Regions from separate parts of the Homo sapiens genome. Here region 2 is linked to region 1. A link is a loop called in an ENCODE intact Hi-C map of the cell type or tissue named here. Cell type or tissue: B cell. All regions are shown on one strand. Each heading gives the region's core, and the rest is flanking DNA. Links, peaks and the distances in the headings are about the cores only. Region 1 overlaps DNAI7 (dynein axonemal intermediate chain 7). Region 2 has its middle 510 kb from the start of LINC02955.

Evidence for each region. Peaks named below come from ENCODE experiments on the same cell type or tissue, not always from the same donor. Only the 100,000 strongest peaks of a DNase experiment are listed, where the experiment ranks them.
Region 2: it touches region 1 in a loop (15-fold over the local background); 6 of 110 quality-filtered maps call a loop at or near these places.

Annotation. Positions count from the first base shown.
Region 1 is chr12:25,127,171-25,135,170 of GRCh38, forward strand. All of the region lies in intron 9 of DNAI7 (dynein axonemal intermediate chain 7), which reads right to left. Among named protein-coding and RNA genes, the nearest start is that of DNAI7, 64 kb to the right of the region's middle. In B cell, for the core only: a CTCF peak has its summit at 3,725 (motif pointing left); a DNase peak (open chromatin) is centred at 3,711.
Region 2 is chr12:23,200,615-23,211,223 of GRCh38, forward strand. No RefSeq gene overlaps it. Among named protein-coding and RNA genes, the nearest start is that of LINC02955, 510 kb to the left of the region's middle. In B cell, for the core only: CTCF peaks have their summits at 4,771 (motif pointing right) and 4,975; a DNase peak (open chromatin) is centred at 4,737.

The DNA of each region.
Region 1 (8,000 bases), core at 1-8,000:
TTGATAACTAGTCTAGAATGGGTTCCTGTAATTGCAACAGTGTCATCAGAACGTGCTCCCGCACAAAAACTTCAAATCTCATTTGCTGACAATACAGGTATAATGTATAAGCTTTATATATAATAATAATAATAAACTCCTTGTGTTTGTTGGCAATGAAGCCAAAAAAATACTTCTTTATTCCTATTTTCATCATGTTTTATATCTGGTAATGATGGTCCTCTTTCATCATAATTCTTTTACAAAATTGGGTGTTTTCCAAGTATTTTTTTCTTCTAGGTAAACTTTAATAGTATTTTGTCAAGTCTCAAAAACTGACAACTGGAATTTTTACTTCAATTGTATTAAATTTATAGACACAATAGATTTAAAGTAAATAACAATTTCTAAAAGATGTTTGCTTGGAAATGTTGACAGAATATGAATCAGAGAAGGTAGCTAAAGTATAACTTTTCAATGATATCTTGTCTCAATGTATACGAGAACTGGCTTATACCATGAAAGAATGTCATGGGACACTAGCAAATAATTTTCATTGCAACTTGATAAATGCACAGATAGTATAACATAGAAATTCCTTAGTATATGTGCAATTTGAATTTGATATAAAAACATAACCTATCATTAATAGGTGGATCAATAAAAACAGAATATAGATTCCAGAAATAGAGAATAGGATCCACTTGAAAATTTAGCATATGGCATTTCAGATCAATGGAAAACGCCTAGGTTTATATGGTATGTGTTTTGAGACAGCTGGCTAAGATTTGCAATAAAATAAATTTAGATTCATTCTTCTCACTTTACACTAAAATAAATTCCAGATGGATATAAGATTTAAATGTAAAAACAAAACTAAACCAATCAAAAGCTACAAAAACCATGAAAGTATTGGAAAAGAATATATGAAACTGATGCCAACAATTATTAATGAAGTAAATGATCTTGATAATATCTGCAAAATGTCAGCACTGAACACTTTACAAGTTTGACAGAATGTCTTGAATTTTATTATCCATCAACAGAAGATCTATGCAAAAGAAATTCATTGATCTGAAATATACTTTTTCATCAAAAGATAATTTAAATTTTACTATAACTCAAAATAAATTGTTGGAACTGATTCTTGATAAGGAATTGAAAATGAATTTTGAAAATACAGCATTAATTAAGAATAATTATCCTGGGTCTACTGGTCTCATTCATTCCAGTGGCTTTAAATACTATCTATAGACCAATGGTCCCCAAATATAAGCTAGTGATGCTCTGTAGGTCACACACATTGTACCGCTTGATTCCAGAAGTTCAGAACATAACCTGCACGTGAACATGTACGTAGCAGCTGTGTCTGACTTTCCTCTGAACTCCAGGTTCACATTTGCCTACCTGTCATTTCCACTTGCATCCCCCAAACTTACCCAAACAGAACTCTTTGTTTCACAGCCACTCTCAACTGTTTCACTCTATTTTTGTTCATCTCTGTAAACTGTATCACCATATGCCTCATTTCTCAAAATAAAAACTCAGTAAGATATATTTTACCTCCAAAACATCTCCCAAACATATTCATCTTTCTATAACTCTTACTGCAACCTCTGTCCAAACCACCATGACTTATTACTTACCAGTACTATTTAACTAGACACTGTGCTTTTATTCTGGCCCCTCACAATTTGTTCTCCATACAGTAGCCAGAATAACCTTTCAGGGCCATACATCACATCATGTCACACTCCTACTTACCACCCTCTAATGGCTCCCCACTACATTTACAATAAAAGCCTAAATTCTCACTCTGGCCTGCAAAGCCTGACTTTATCTGGCTTCTGCCTCCCTTTCCAACTTTATTACATACCACTTTGCTTCTTGCCCATCATACATCAGTCGCTGGCCTTCCTTCTCACTTCTGTTTTATGACTTCTGCAATAATTGTGCCTGAAGACTATTTTTACCTTCATTTTAAATAGCTGATTCCTTCTTGTCATCTGGGTCTCGGCTAAATAATACCCCATCAAACAGGCCCTCCCTAACTACCCAATGTAAAGTCACTCCCAGTTTAATCCTGTTTAATTTGGTGCATGAATGATTACTATATGGTATTTTCTACTTTTTCTTATTTATTGTTGATTTCTCCTAACTTGTATGTAAATTATGAGAGAAGGAGCCTTATTTGTTCTTTAGCCATCCTCCCGAGGGCCAGAATGGTGCCTACCACATAGAGGTAGGCGTATGATAAATATTCAGTAAGTGAGTAAGGAAATGAGAACAACTCCCAGGGTATGACCTGGAAATGCACTGAAAACATACATTTGTGGCACATTAAAGGTTGTTGAATGTTAAGGAGCTCTGATGCTAGGTTTTTTATATAACTTATTCCCATGGATTTTTAATTTATCCACGATGATCACAAAACATCCCAAATTACTAAGGCTATTTCATGTCTCCATACTTTTCCCTCTGACCAGAATAACTTCCTTTCCTTCCTATCTAAACTTCTCCATGCTACACCAAAAGATTCAGCTCATGTTACCTCATGAGAGAAGACTTCCAATCTGTTCATTTGTTTTTATTTTGGGTTTATTTTTATTTTATTTTTATTTTTTTTTTTTGACATGGAGTTTCACTCTTACTGCCCAGGCTGGAGTGTAATGGCATGATCTCAGCTCACCGCAACCTCTGCCTCCCAGGTTCAAGTGATTCTCCTGCCTCAGCCTCTTGAGTGGCTGGGATTACAGGTACCTGCCACCATACCTGGCTAATTTTGTATTTTTAGTAGAGATGGGGTTTCTCCATGTTGGTCAGGCTGGTCTCAAACTCCCGATCTCAGGTGATCCCCCTGCCTCGGCCTCCCAAAGTGCTGGGATTATAGGCATGAGACACCACGCCCAGCCTATTTTGATCTCTTAACCCCCATGTAGAATCTCTCTCATTGCATATATTAGAAGATATGGTAACTGTTACTCTTCTAATCCACAAGATTGTTAGCTCATTAAAAACAAGAGCGTGTTGAATCCCTTATCAATAGCAGGTATTTGGTAAATGTTTGCCAATAACATATACATTACATATATAAAATATTTATATGGGCCGGGCGCGGTGGCTCACGCCTGTAATCCCAGCACTTTGGGAGGCCAAGGCAGGCAGAGCACAAGGTCAGGAGATCGAGACCATCCTGACTAACACGGTGAAACCCCGTCTGTACTAAAAATACAAAAAATTAGCCGGGCGCGGGGGCGGGTGCCTGTAGTCCCAGCTACTTGGGAGGCTGAGGCAGAAGAATGGCATAAACCTGGGAGGCAGAGCTTGCAGTGAGCCGAGATAGCGCCACTGCACTCCGGCCTGGGCGAAAGAGCGAGACTCCCTCTCAAAATAAAATAAAATAAAATAAAATAAAATAAAATAAAATAAAATAAAATAAAATATTTATGTTAAATCCTGTATATGTTTGCTTAAACTATCTTAAAGCCAGAGACTACTTTAACTTTTAAAAGTTCAAAGACCCACATACTATAATGCATGCCCCTTAGATCACTAATGTAGTTCTGAAGGTAATTCTCATTAGAAAAAAAATTTCTCACAAATGTGCTACACTTAAATTAGGCTTTTCTAAAAAGTTTGCATGATATAGTAATTGGGAAGACAGTATTACCCAATACCTATAATATTATTAGTATTACACATTTAAATGAACTAAAATGTGGTATTAAGAGCCCTCTAGTGGCAAACTTCTTGCTGTACTCATGAAAAAGAAAATGTGTACATCATCTAATGTAAGAGATTTAATTTTTTAAATGACCAAAATACTAAATACTTGTTATTTGTGATTACCTAACATATCAAACATAACTCATATGTTCTGGGCCATAATTGCCTGCATTATTATATCATACTTGCCTTGCATCAGTCTCTAAAGTCATTATAAAGATATAATGATGTAAGATTTATAATAAAATATGCCAACCTAAAATTGTGAGGTAAGCAGTTTACCCCCAACCAAAAAAAAAAAGCTGGAAAAATAGAGAACTTTTTTCTCTAAATCCAAAACATAGTTAAGTTTGCCTACTGATCTTACATGTAGTCCCTAATTTATACACATAGACAAAAAAGTTGAGTATCATGAATTTATATGGCAGTTTAAAACATTTAGAATACATTTTGTCACACACACAAATTGTGTTATGAATGAAATTTAGGGTTATGTTAGTTCTCCTGTAGCTGTGATTATATAGGAATACAAACATAACTTTACACTGTCTGTAAATATTGCTTCACACACACACTGAGTTCCAACTGGAATGGGAGGAGCACACCTTTCCTAAGGCTGAAGTAGTGACAGCAAGAGTCTTCCTATTACCACATACTATGCCGGATCACTAAAGGGGTGGAGGATCAGAACTGCAGAGGAGAGAGTCCCAAGAATCCCCAGTAACCAGCTTGCAGAATCCGTAAAGGTAGCAGAAGTGATCTCCAGCACACCCAACTGTAATGAAGAGGATCTTAAGTATCTCTCAAAAGACAGGATAACTTTGAGGAGCATAGTGGTTGGATTGCCCAATTTATGTAGGCTGCTCACAACAAATCAGACCCAAGTCAGGGCCTGCTTTTCATCATTTAAACATCCATTCATTCACTTCTTCCTTCCTTCATTCAATAAACATTCATTGAGCCCTTATCATGAGCTCTATGCTCTCTGCTTAAATATGAAGTCTCTCAAGAAATTCTTGCCCTCAAGATCATAATTTAGTGTTTAAGGCAACAATTATAATAATTAAACAGAATGACAAGAGCATAGTGGAGGGACATCTGATTTAATCTGAGGAGACGGAGGATTCTCTGGAGGTAAAATTTAAGGTAAGTCTTGAATGAAGACAAGTAGAAGTTAGGTACAGGGATTATTCGTGTGATGGGAGGAAGGGAATTTCACCTCAGCACAGAGGCTTATCATGAACGTTCCCCCTTTAAAGCCAAAATGGGAAATACATCGTTTCATTTCCTATGAGGAAAGTATTGCGTGTTCAGTACTTACTTATTGAAAATTCAAATAACACAATAGAGTATAGACAGTAAAAAAATCACTGATAATATACCACCATCCCATCCTTCTCACGTTCTTTCCCCCACCACCAAAAGATAGCCACTCTTTGGTAAAGAGGCCTCTAGATTTTTTCTGTGCATTCATAAAAACAGAATCATATTGATAATAGAGTTTTAACTTTAAAAAAAATTTAACAATACAGCTTAGGGATCTTTCTATAGAAAAGTATATAAATCTGTGTCATTTTAAATGATAAAATATCCAAATATCCAAACAAACTAGTGTTGTTTGGATACTTTACAATTATTTTAATTTGTGGACTGTTTTTGCTACTATAAAAAACTTCAATGAAAATCTTGGCACAATCATTTTTATTTATTTTGTTCTATTATTTTCTAATAATAAATTACTATAAGTTAAATCACTAATCATAGGCATGTTTACATGGTACCAAATAAGGACTGTACAGATTTACACTTCTAATAACGGTATGTGAAGACGCCTGCCTGCTCAATCTGATAGGAAAACAAATGACATCTTTTTTCTAATTTGATTACTTATTTGGTTCAGTACATTTTTGGCTAGTTGTATTTCTTTTCTCAGCTGCCTGCTCATGTCCTTTGCTTAATTTTATATTAAGAAATTGTCTTCTCACTGATGTGTACAAATTCTTTATATTGGGGTATAACCCCTTGTCATGTACGTTGAAATATTTTTCTTAGTCTGTTATTTGCCTTTCAGCTTTGTTTTATAATGAGGTTTATGGGGCTACACAAATATTTGAATCCAATCTCTTTTTCGTTCATGCTTTTGGTTTTGATGCACTGGTAAGTACGAAAGGTCTTCTTAGTAAAGATAATAAAATAAGTTTCCTATATTCTGTTCAAATACTTTCATTATTTTTATAATTTTTGAATAGTTCAGTTTGTTTTTATATTTAAAACTGTGATTTTTTTTTTTTTTTAGTCTTTAGGGTAAAGTGAGAATCGAAATTTCTTTTAAATCTTAGTCAACTGCCCCAGCACCAATTGTTATATCAAACTCATCCTGTCCATTCTCGACTTCGAGTTTCTTTTATATAGATATTACACTCCTATTTCTATCCATCATCTCTCATTCTTTTCCCCTAACAAATCCCATTAAATTATCTCTGTCTTCCTCTTTTGAGCTGCTGATTGTCTTTATAAATCTAGTGATTTTTGCTCCCTGCAGTCTACTCACACCTACGAAAGGCGGTTTACACTGTTCAGAATCTGTGGCAAGTATAGGCCCATCTGACAAGTAGTTTTGTGTTGGGGGATTCTTCGCTCTAAGCAGTCACCCACCACCCTTCCCCCTTCAGCACAGAAGATGGCTTCCCCCTCCTGCCCTGGCACACCTCACCAATACTATGGGGTTCTTCGGCTTCTGTGGAAATCATACATACTTCAGCATTATTCATATTAGCATTTTCAGAATGTTGTGGGGTTTTCAGCAGAAGGATAGAGCACAGATACATAAGCATAAGCGTCTACACATGTGTCTGTTGGGTGGTGGTGAGATATGTTCCTGGAAATGAGGGTGCTGAGTTAATGTTACTCTCACTTTCTAGGCAATCACCTGTCCCTTTCTAAATCCCATGGATATAAATCCTCCAGCCAGGTTCCTGTATCTACCATTCACACAATTCTTACCATTCACAGACTTTGGACAAGTTTTCATTGCCTTTTATAAAGTAAAATTATTTCTGCCATATCACTAATTGCCTGCTGATCTTTATTTGAGGTTTCTTGGACTATGTATTTGTTTTGTTTTTATTTTTGTTTTTAAGACAGGGTCCCGCTCTCTTGCCTAGGCTTGAGTGCAGTGGCATGACCACTGCTCACTGCAGCCTCGACCTCCTGGGCTCAGGCAATCCTCTCACCTCAGGGTTCCTAGTAACTTGAACTATAGGCACATGCCACCACATCCGGCTACTTTTTTTGATTTTTAGTACAGACGAGGTCTTGATATGTTGCTCAGGCTGGTCTTGAACTCCTGAGCCCAAGGGATCCTCTTGTTTAGGCCTTGAGCCACTGCACCCAGCCTAGACTATGTATTTGAACATAGCCTCAAATTTGATAAAATGTGCATCTTGCCATTCATTATAATGGTTTTCCTTGGCGTACTTTTTTTTTTTTTTTTTTTTTTGAGACAGAGTCTCACTCTGTCGCCCAGGCTAGAGTGCAGCGGCACAATCTCGGCTCATTGCAACCTCTGCCTCCCAGGTTCAAGTGATTCTCGTGCCTCAGCCTCCCGAGCAGTTGGGATTACAGGCACATGCCACCATGCCCAGCTAATTTTTGTATTTTTAATAGAGACAGGGTTTCACCATGTTGGCCCGGCTGATCTCAAACTCCTGACCTCAGGTGACCCACCTGCCTCAGCCTCCCAAAGTGCTGGGATTATAGTCATGAGCCACTGCACCTGGCCTCCTTGGTGTACTTTTGTGGCACTTTCAACATCATCATTTGCATATCTTTATTCATCATTATAACCTAAAATGGTTCAATGTAACATTACATAATAACAAAAACTGGATGTAGTTAAACTCATTGGTAAGGGCCATTCAAACTAAGAAAAGCTTAGCTCGGTACTTTCAGGCCCACTAGCTGTCTACACTAATTGATGACAAATATTGAGAAGAAGATATAAATTCACTATGCAGTCAGTATTGTAGTGGATTCATATGCTTATATATTTAGTATAAAAGTATTGCCATTTAGGAAAAATGGCAGATATGAGGCAGGACTAACTTGAAGCTCCCACTTGGACAGACAGAACAGTGAGTGTATGGAGACTCACATCATGAACTTTTGCTCCAAGAACTACTGCAGGAACACACCAGGAAAACGGAAATAATTCACAGACTCTGAAAGAAGCACTTGCCACTGCAAACTCCATGAGACAGCCAAAATACTGTGAGTGTCCAAAGTGTGAGGGGGGA
Region 2 (10,609 bases), core at 1,478-9,477, 1.9 Mb before region 1:
ATTCAAACTCTGAAACTCATAAATACAAGGTAAGTGTGCCATTGGAGATTTCTCAGTAATTTTTACAGACTCTCAACTTGACAAAGATAAATAAGTCTCTTGCTTGTGTTGGATTTGCTTTTGCCTAGGCTCCCTAAAAAGCAGAGCCTGAGTCAAGGGTTAAGTGCTGATGCCTTATTGGGAGCCACAAATCCAAGGAAGCAAGGGTGAGACCGAGGCAAGGATGCAGAAAGAATGGGAAGCAATGTGATGTGGTGCATTATGCTCAGCCTCCACTTCTAGATGAAACTCAGAGACCCAGAAGATTACTTAGCGGGAACGTCTGCTCAGCAGCACACATGATACTTCTCTGGACAGACTATATGTCAAAGCCTCAGGGCAGTTCACAAACTGGATAAACAACAGAGAATCACTACCCAGCTCCCCAGCTCCTGACCCATAGGTCAGAGTTCACACATGAAACATTAATTCTCCTGAATTTCTGGATAGCAGCATCATCTGGACCATTCGGTGATGACTTGGGAGACAGATTCCAAAAACTCTGAGCATGAGTTTTGTTGACTTGCTGAGGGACAGAGATTTAAGAGACAGAGAGAAAGAAAGAGAGAGAGAGAGTGCCAAGCACTCCTAGGGTAAGTAACTGGCTGGCCTCAGGCAGTAAAAAACACATGGACAGACAGACTGGCTGGCTAGACCTGATGGAAATCAAAAGGGACACATATCTTATCTTGTCAGATGCAGTACATTTCTTCTCTGAGTCTGTTTTCTTAATTTTTTGGCAATGCATGGCTGAGTATTTTAAAGCATCTTCATTTCAAACTTCTAAAATAGACAACTGACGCAAGTAGACCTACCAAATATTGTAGCTGTTTTACAGTTTACAGTATATGAAGATTTGGCCCCTTATATAATGATTCAGCAAAGATAAAGAACATTGCATAAGCTGAGCATGCGATTTTGTGCCTTTAAGTATTTTAAAGGACAGTGTGGGGGAAGTGGCAAGAGATAGCTCTTCTATTCCAGTGACAAAAAGAGAATCATTGTGGAGGATTTTAATGTCCTAATTAAGGTTCATAATGACTTGCACAAATACAGAAACTCAATGAAGAAAAAAATAATAGAGTGGGTCAGGAGATTAGAAATATGCTCAAGAAATTTTGTCTTTTAATGAAATGGCTGAATTGGATATAGCAGCTCAAGGTGAAAGATTCAGTGAGTTGGCCTGTTGTATGAGAAGTGAGCAAGGGTGTTTTAGAATCTATTGATTGAAGAATGTTTCCATTGTATAAAACTGGGAATTAGATGAGACGAAAAGGCGACTTCATCAAATGGAGTCTTGAAAGATTTACAGAATCCAAGAAGCAATCCAAAGACACTCTTACTTTGATCTAGTTTTCCAGAATATAAAAAGTGTGTTTTGTGATGTTACCAGGTCAGTGCCAGCTCCCTGTAACTTTCTATTATGGAAGGAAGAGAATGATGTGAGAAAGAGGGAAAGACACATATATGCAGATATTATATTTATTCTTTTTCCAGAAAACTAGCCTCAAAACCTCAACTTCATGTCCTCTATGAAGAGAATCAATTAATTCAGTAGCTAGTAAAGAATGAATGAAACGATCATCTTTTTTTTCAGTAGAATGGTTTAATTAAGTAGTTAAGTAAAAAAGAAGCATATGGAATACTTTGGCTTGCTTTTCAATAACTTCTGGAACAGAAACAAAGGTCCACTTGTTTAAGATCTCAAACAAAATAATTCTAAATATGGCATTTAAAAACAAACACAATAAAATTCAATCCTTAACCAAAGATCCATAAAAGACAAACAACTAAAGTAATTGTTTTTACTGCTGTTATTATAAGTAATAATTTCATTTATTTCATGATGAGTTTTGCTTAGCTACAGTGGTTTTCCATAAAAGAAAAACATTGAGGTTTTTTTGGTGGTAATGAAGAGGAAAGAATATATAACATTTTTTAAGTGTGGAATTAATTATTTTGAAAAAAGTGTCAGAAGTATAAATTATCTGAAAGAAATATATCTGCTATAAAATTCCCAACTTATGTAATTGTATGTCTATAAATATTATTTTAATAATCATTTTGCTTATATTGCCAGTTGTGTTGAACCAAAGCTCAGAAATAGAAAAGTCACTCAATAAGAGTGACATCATGGGGCTTCCATATTCTCCCTCAATGACTTCCAGATCAAATTTTCTCAGTGTATAAATGAAAAGATGATGTTTCTAACAGCCAGCCCTGCAGACTCGACCTGGGATCTGAAGATCCAGCTGTGTTCACTTTGCTTCTTCTACCGTCACTGTAATGAACATGCTACATGGCTGACAACTGTGTTGATGGTGCGTGAGGTTGAATATAATCTAGCTTGTCTCTTCTGTGAAGGATTTTCTGACTCTGCTAGCCTAAGAAGAATAAAGAAAAATGAGTATATTTTGGTCTTTTAAAAATGTTTGTTTGTATCTCTTGAGCGGGATTAGAAAGAAACTGGAAAACACACAGAGCGCAAAATTACTGACTAAGACAATTATTTTACAGAGACACTTTGAATCCTTCTCCACATAATCCATTCTCTATCAAGGGATGATAATTGAGACTCTATGCACCTCACCAAAGAACAACCCACACACTTGTCACTGCTGTGATGAAGGATGATATCTGTGGGCAACAAAATATTTAAAAGTTTAATTCTCATCTGATGTCACAAAATGCAAGTAATTTAAAGTCACCCATGTGCTAAGAGAACAGCAAGTTTTTTATCATTCAAAATTCTTATTCTCTGGAGCATTTTACTTCCCATTATTGTGATCATAGAACTCATATCTGCCCTGAGCCATCTATATTCATATCCATTGTCTATCCACAATCGTTTTTTCAGATATTTTTGCCCCCTTTCTGTTTCCTTTCTCTCACCACAAAAATCTGCCTGCTGCTTTCCTCTTAATCTATCCCCACCACACTGAGGCTGTCAAGAGAGGAGTAAATAGGAAGAACTTAGAAAATAGGGGTTTAAGGAGCTTACATGGAAGCATGATGCACAAAACCCAAGGGTCAGGGATGTGTAAATCTTTGTAAGGATGTGTTCTCATGGACTACAAAGTAAATCTGAGCTGGGCTCAAGGAGCCAATCCCACTTGTTGTGCTTCACCCTACTTCCCTTCCTCTTTATGCATTCAGGTTTCAGCTCAAATGCCCAGAAATACAGGTTCTTCCCTGCACTATTAACTCTTCATCACATCAGCTGTTTATTTCCTTCTTGTGACTTAGCACAATCTATAATTATCTTGTCTATTAATTAATTAATTTTTAGAGATGGGGATTTCGTTATGTTCCTCAGGCTGGTCTTGAGCACTTCAGCTCAAGCGATCTTCCTGCCTCAGTCTCTTGAGTAGCTGGGGTTATAGGTGAGTGTCAATGCACCTGGCATTGTCTATTAATTTCATTTTTATATATCATTCTACTAGATTGCAACCTTCCTGAGGTTAGGGACTCCATAATTGGATCTTAATAAATATTTTAAAGAAGGAATAAGATGTATTGAAAAGACAATGGATGGGAAAGTGAAGTGTGGCCAAAATGAACAGAGAAAGCATTTCAATGAAGGGAAAGAACAGATCCTATAACTAGAAGCTGAGATTTGTGTTCTAAAGTGACATAGTGTCCTGATCTGAGCATCAATAGGCACAGGAGCTACTCAGCTTCTTCACTGACTGACCATACCATTGTGTAAGTAGATTTTCAAAGAGGATTGGAACATTGGGAAGAAGTGGTAATCAGTGATTTGGTGGTTCTCAAGAAAACTAAAACATCATATTTTAAACTGGATAAGTGAGCCAAGCTGAGAGAGCGAGAGGCTGCTCTTTGGGTCTGGAATCTGGTGCTGGTTGTTCGATTTGTGGTGAGATGGAGTGTTCTGGCAGATAGGGGGCTTAGCACAGCAGAGGGGAGATAAGAGAATTTGTGACTCAGTGCTGTTTGTGCTTTGCTAGTCCCCGGCTCTTCTTCAAGCCCCAGATTTACTTAGCCTTCAGGAGACTGGAGCACCGAACACTTGAATAATAAAAATGTATTTAAATAAAAAAAGCTTATGAAAACATTTTGTAATATTTTTCAATCACTATATGTGAAAAGTAATGTAGCAGATACAATATGGAGTTTAGATTAAAACTCAAGTTTGAATCCACTTGATCTATCAATTACTGGCTTGGAGACTTTAAACAATTATTTCATTTATCTTAAGAGAGTTCCTCCATCTGTAACATAAGGATACTGATAATGGAGCTGTTGTAAAGGTATAAGACATTGTGAACATATTTTTCCAACTCTAAAATTGTAAACACATTTTAATAATTACTACATCTTTTAACACAGAAATTGATGTTCTTGAAGAGTTCAGCTCAGTTGACCACCACATATTATAATTCAGTTTTTAAGGATGTGGGTTCTGATGTCAGGCTAGCTGGATCAGAAGCCTTAACTTTCCAGTGCCTCAAACTTTTTATCTCTAAAATGGGTATAAAGATAGGGTGTACTTCACATGATTGTCTTGAATATGAAATAATATAGTCCGTATCAAACCCTTAACACAGTGTCTAGAACACAGTAGGAGGCCCATCCATGTTCACAGGTATTTATTACTTTTATTAGCATTAGTTTTACAGGTATTAGTTTTACTTTCTGTTCACTATGGGATGTCCCTTGAGACTTCTTTTGCTCAAGTCCAGGTGCATTTACACGTGATGACCACTAGATGGCAGATGCACCATTTTTATTGCTCAGATTGGTACCCAGCAGCACTTTGTCCTTGGACTCTTCCTGGCATTCAAGGATCTTGGAGAACCCCAGAAACAGCACCTTGAGTGAAGTAATCAGATTATTTTTTTCTAGGAATAAGTCATTTGTAAGTGACGTCTATTAATATGCTTTGTGTTGTAATCATTCAGGATAACAGTTAAAAGAAAAAGGAAAAAAATATATATATATCAATAGGTTATACTTTCTCTTCTAACAATCTCCAAAAGGAAGGTAGGTGAAGGAGCATTTTCTTCTGAGAGTTTATGATGTGTATTCAATGTTAGAACTGATCTGTGGGTTTGAGGAAGAGAGAAAGATACTGAGCTAGACAATATGGAGTTTCTATCTTCATGCAGCTTACAGTCTAGGAAAAGAGAAACATAAAATGATATAATATGATATGATGTAACACATGATGATAATGATATGACAAAGGGATAATGCTGTCAATGATAACACAACATGGTCAATTCTGGTGCTGAACTAGTAACTGGTTACCGTGAGAGCTCGATTAACTCTGGGAGTTAGGGAAATGTTCACAAGAAGGTAACATTGGAGTTGGGCCTTGGAAGTGATGAAGGTAGTAGAAAATAAATAGGGAGAAGTAGTCTTCTAGTTCCCCATACCCCAAATGCACATATAAAGGCTTGAAGTTGTGAACGACCGTGGTGCATTTAGGGGAACAAGAGGAATGCCTGGGCTACGTCACGCAAAGCCTCAAATGATACAGAAGGACTAGCAGACAGTCTTAAAAGACGGAAGTTACAAGATCCAAATGAGTTGTTGGAAAATTACTTTGAGAAAATGGCTAAAGTTTTTGGAGGCATGAGACCTAAATTAATGCTAATCCATTTTGTCACAACCATGTCTTTATCTCCTCCTACTTCCCCCATCCTCGGTTTTGGAAATAGGTATTGGTAGATACCAAATAGCTCTTTGCCAAACATTCTGTTTTGAACCTAGAGTTAAGTCCTCCAACAGCCAGCTAAACTGCAGACAAATTTGCCCTACGAGTCCATTTGGGACCTTGGGGTAGGTTAAATGGGACGATCTTCCTGCCTCTCATTCCTATCATCTGATTACATAGGGCCTTTGGGACCATATTCAGTATTTTGCACTGTATTTGGAGTGCAATGGGAACTTTTGAATGAGTTCTGAGAGATGAGTGAAGAGAACTTGGGCTGAAATGAGGCCCGTGGATTAGAGGGTAGCCAGAGTGAGTGCCACTGCCTCAACAAGGCAAGGTGACTTTAACCCAATGCTAGTAGAATTGGAAAGAAGGGACAGATTTCTGATATGTTGAGTAATTAAAATACCAAACTTGGCAACCAATCAGATGTTGTGAGTCTCCCAGAAGGCACTGCTAATGAACATATCATTTCAGCTTGTCTCTTCATTGCTGAGTACTTTACATCAGGAGCAGCAACAGAAAAGGCCAAACCTCAAATCCGCTACTATAGATGTATTTTTATAGGCTCCTAATAAAAATGGGTCTTCATTACAAAATTTAATTGCTTTAAGAATCTTACTGACGTTTTAGCTCTCCTGTTGTGTTAGCTAAGAAAGTCAAGGGTACGCTGAGGTAACAGTGTTAAAATCATAGCGATTTAACACTGCATAGACTTATTCCCCCTTATGGGACATATTCAGTGTGAGTTAGTAAGAGGCTCAGCTCCACGTGGTCATTCAGGGAACCAGCCTGACGGAGGTTTAACCATCCTGTAGATGTACCTCTGAAACACAGGCCTTCCTCAGCTGCCATTGCAGGGGAAGGGAACTGAGAATCCCACCTGAAGCTTTTCATGCTGCAGCCAGAAGTGACATATTTCTACACACACATTCCACTGGATCAGTCACATGACCCCACCTAACTGCAAGAGAGCAAATAGAATATCTAGAGCATTACAGGCTCTACCTCCACGCCCCCACCCACCCCCAACACACACACACACACACACACACACACACACACACACGTGTCATTTTTCACAAAGAGAGATTTTTTTTTTTTCTAATTCTTCCTCTGAGATACTATCCCTGGGTGAGGAGGAGAGAGAAACTAAACCATAGTGAAAGGTGGCTCCTGGGTTGTCAGCAAGGCTCATTTACTGACTAAGGAACTTTTTCCTCCAAATAAGCAAGACTTAAAATTGGGCTTTAACAATTTTACAAAGACCTCAAGTCATGGGTTCTCAGGTTTGTAGGAAATGAGTGCATTAGAAACGAGAATGTTAAGGGTTGGCTGCAATGATTCGTCCTCCCTGGAGCACTGGGCTCGCCTTTTCTGGGTGTCTGAAGGTCGTTGGCTTCCTCTTTCCTCCACTCCTGGATCATCACCGAACAGAAGCTTTTCTAATTGAGATGTCAACTCTCAGTCAGATTGGCAGCTAAAGCCCCTTCTCAAGGCTCAGCTATTGAGTGAAAAAGGATTTAAACTGACATGAACGCCAACCTGGGCTGAGAACAAGTCTGTGAGGTAAATTTCTTCATCCTGACGGCTCCAAGCCTCTTTCAGATTCTCTATTATCTAACAGAGTCCTGCTTTGACTCCTTGAGTCATTGCTAGCTGCATACCCAGAGTCACTGCAGAGACATTGTTCTCATCCCATTTAGTTTGGTTCTAAATGAAAAGTAACACAAATGGAGTCAAGGGGTCTTTCTACCTGTGCGATTGGCTTCTACCCCCAAATGAAACCTTTTAAGGCTACCAGGCTGCTGTTTAGATTCACAGTGGCCTCAGCTTGGGAGGCCACCATGCTGCTGTTCCCTTTGGCCATCCCTATCCTCAGAGAACTTCCTTGTTTTACCACCCCCAGAAGCTCTTAAATTACATAATATGGAAAAAAAAGTGATTGCTTTGGAGATCAAATCTACATAACTGGGAATTTTAAAGATAATTTTTGGAAGATGTGTGTGTGTGTGTGTGTGTGTGTGTGTGTGTGTGTATTCCCCTTTGCTTCAAAATGCTATTGCTTGTCATATAGTAAAATGCCAAAAACATATTAGATAAAAATACTTCTGTCTGTGTGGTCACAGTTGAAGTGACTATGGCAAGTTATTTCTATGATTTATTTTCTCCCTTTGTAAAATGGAGTTTTTCCAAATGCAAATTGCCAATACTAAACACTGCCTAGATCATCAAGCTGTTTCATAATAAAATAATGTATGTGGAAGCTCTTTAAAAATCTTTTAATCACCATGCACACATCAAGTATTTCTATCATTAATACTCTCTTTTTTTTTTCTGTTGGGAAGATGACTGAAACAAGGGACTTCCGAAAATAATTTGCACCTTCAGGAAGTTCTACTACACACAGTTCATTGAAAATATGAATGCAATGACAATAAACAATGGCTATGGAGCAGGATTTTCAAAGTAGAAGTAATGACTACTGCCTTAAAATCACGCACATATGCAGAACTACAATTATCCCCGCCTCCTTTGCAATTCTTTTTTGAATTAGTTCTGTCTGCTCTTCACTTTAACATCCCTCCAAAATAAATTAAAACAAATCTTTTCATTTCTGAATGAGATATGATACCCTGTTTTGGATATTGTTATATCACTGATGGAGTGGTAACAAGGTCTATTTCAGTGCAACAAATGAACAGACCAAAATTCAGGGGGCCGCTTGTTCACTGGGTTAGGAGACAGTTTCTCTGGAAATCTACAGTGTTCATCATCCCTGAAATGTAAACTATCTATTTATATCTCAAATAATGATAAGTGGAAGTGTGATCAGGAAAGGAGAGACACAGATTTTCTATAAATGTGTTTTTCTTGTGATAATATGTGAAATTATATTCCATGTTAAATTGCTCGAGGCAAGCAAGGTTTAATATGTATCTAAATAATTAAGCTAATTGTGTAAAAATATATTTGCAGAATTCGCCAAATGTGTTAATACATTTCATACCCTGTTTACCCATTTTACATGACTAAAATTTGCTTTGTGAAATATTCTCCAAAATACTGAAAGACCTCACAGTCTTCACAATTGTTATCAATACTCAGTACTTCCTGGGAAGGGAAAAAAGGTGCTAAGAGTCACATCTCGAGAAATGGCATGCTGTCTTTCCCTTTCCTCTACCTGTTTCTCCCTCTTCTTCTCTATTGAATTTCAAATTCACTTTCCTAAATGTGTACTTTGGGATATTCGTGTCATACCCCTAAATGGCATTGTAAAAACAAAAGGACATCTTCTCACAGGAGAGTGTTCCCATCTCAATTAGTTTTGCAGGATCAACAGTCTGCAATTTGCCAGCAGATTCCCCTTGCAACGTGTGGGCCAGACTGATGTCACATGACCTTTCCAATCTTTCCCACATATAAATTGCACAGAGTGTTGGGTGAGGAGCCAGAGTGCTGCCATTGAAAGAAGAAAGAGAAGGAGAAGGAGAAGAAGAAAAAAAAAACTTTACCGCTCTTTATTGCTTCTTAGAGCGAATATACATTATATTTTGGTGTGCAAAAGAGTAATGCTGGTCAGGCATGTTTTGGCACATAAACATGTTGTGAATGCCAAATGACTCAGTTTTTGACTGGATGTGTGTTTGTGTTGCTCAGTTAAAAAGTGCTGGTGTGCTGTCAGCACAATTTATAAGATGAGTAAGGAGGACAACATCTCTGGGCCACCTCTCCCACTTTGCCTCAGGGAGAACTTCACAATTTCCTTGGGATTACTGCTCCTTGTTAACCCCTGCCTTGTTTGTTCCCCAGCACAGCTCCTCTCCCACCCCAGCTTTCTCCCAGTCTTCCTCTTCTCTACTGCTATGGGTCTTAGATATACTTCTGTCGCATTGTGTTAAAATTAGATGGCATAAATTCTATCTACCCTCTGCATGGGGCCACTTGAGGTCTTTGCCGTACTCATTTTGGGTAATCTTTATTTTCCTAGACTAGAGCAGCCTGAAGATGAGCACATATATTGTTATAATATCACTGATTGAGCGGTACCAATGTAGTGTTGTTAAGGGCACAAACCCAGGAGCCATAATGCATATCAAAGGTTTGTGGGGGAAAGTTGCCCACCAGTAGCCTTGACACAGATTGTCACAGAATGTTTATACTCCAGACTAAGGATGGAGGATGTTACCTCCAAATATAGTTTTCGTTTGTAGAAACTTGTTCTCAAAACTTTTTATCTTCAGTTTCTCTTCCAACTTACCTTTTTGGCTGAAGGTTAGTTGCCTAGGGAAATGCATTAATTTCACAATGGCTCAGGGGCCATGTAGTAGAGCAGAGCTAATGCAATGGACCCAACTTTCCAACCAACTCAACACCATGCACACATGAAAACACAGAACCATCCGCTGCTCACATGAGTTTAGATAGTCCCCCTGTTCACCTGTCGCCGCCACCTGCTGCCCCTCGCTGTCATCTGCAAGGTTCTTCCACACTCTTTCAGTATCTATGTCTGTGCCTCAGCTTCTCCATTTTTAAAAGGAAATAATAACATTGCCTACTTTTAGTGTTTTTTGAGAATTGAATAAATGCATGTAAAATAAATAACCCACAAAGGTAAGTGTAATAGAAGTAGTAAATTGAAAAAAAAAAGTAACATAAATAGTAACTGTCAGCTATCATCATCATCGCAGTCCCTGATATTTGCCTTTTGTCCTGTAAAATAATATTCATTCGGATAGAATTCTCTGGCTCACTCTTAGTATCCTCCATAGAACTGTGCTATGCAATACAGTAGCCACTAGTCATGTGTGGCCACTGAGAACGTCAAATGTAGCTAGTCCATAGCAGGATGTGCTATAGGAATAAAATACATGCTGGATTTAGAAGACC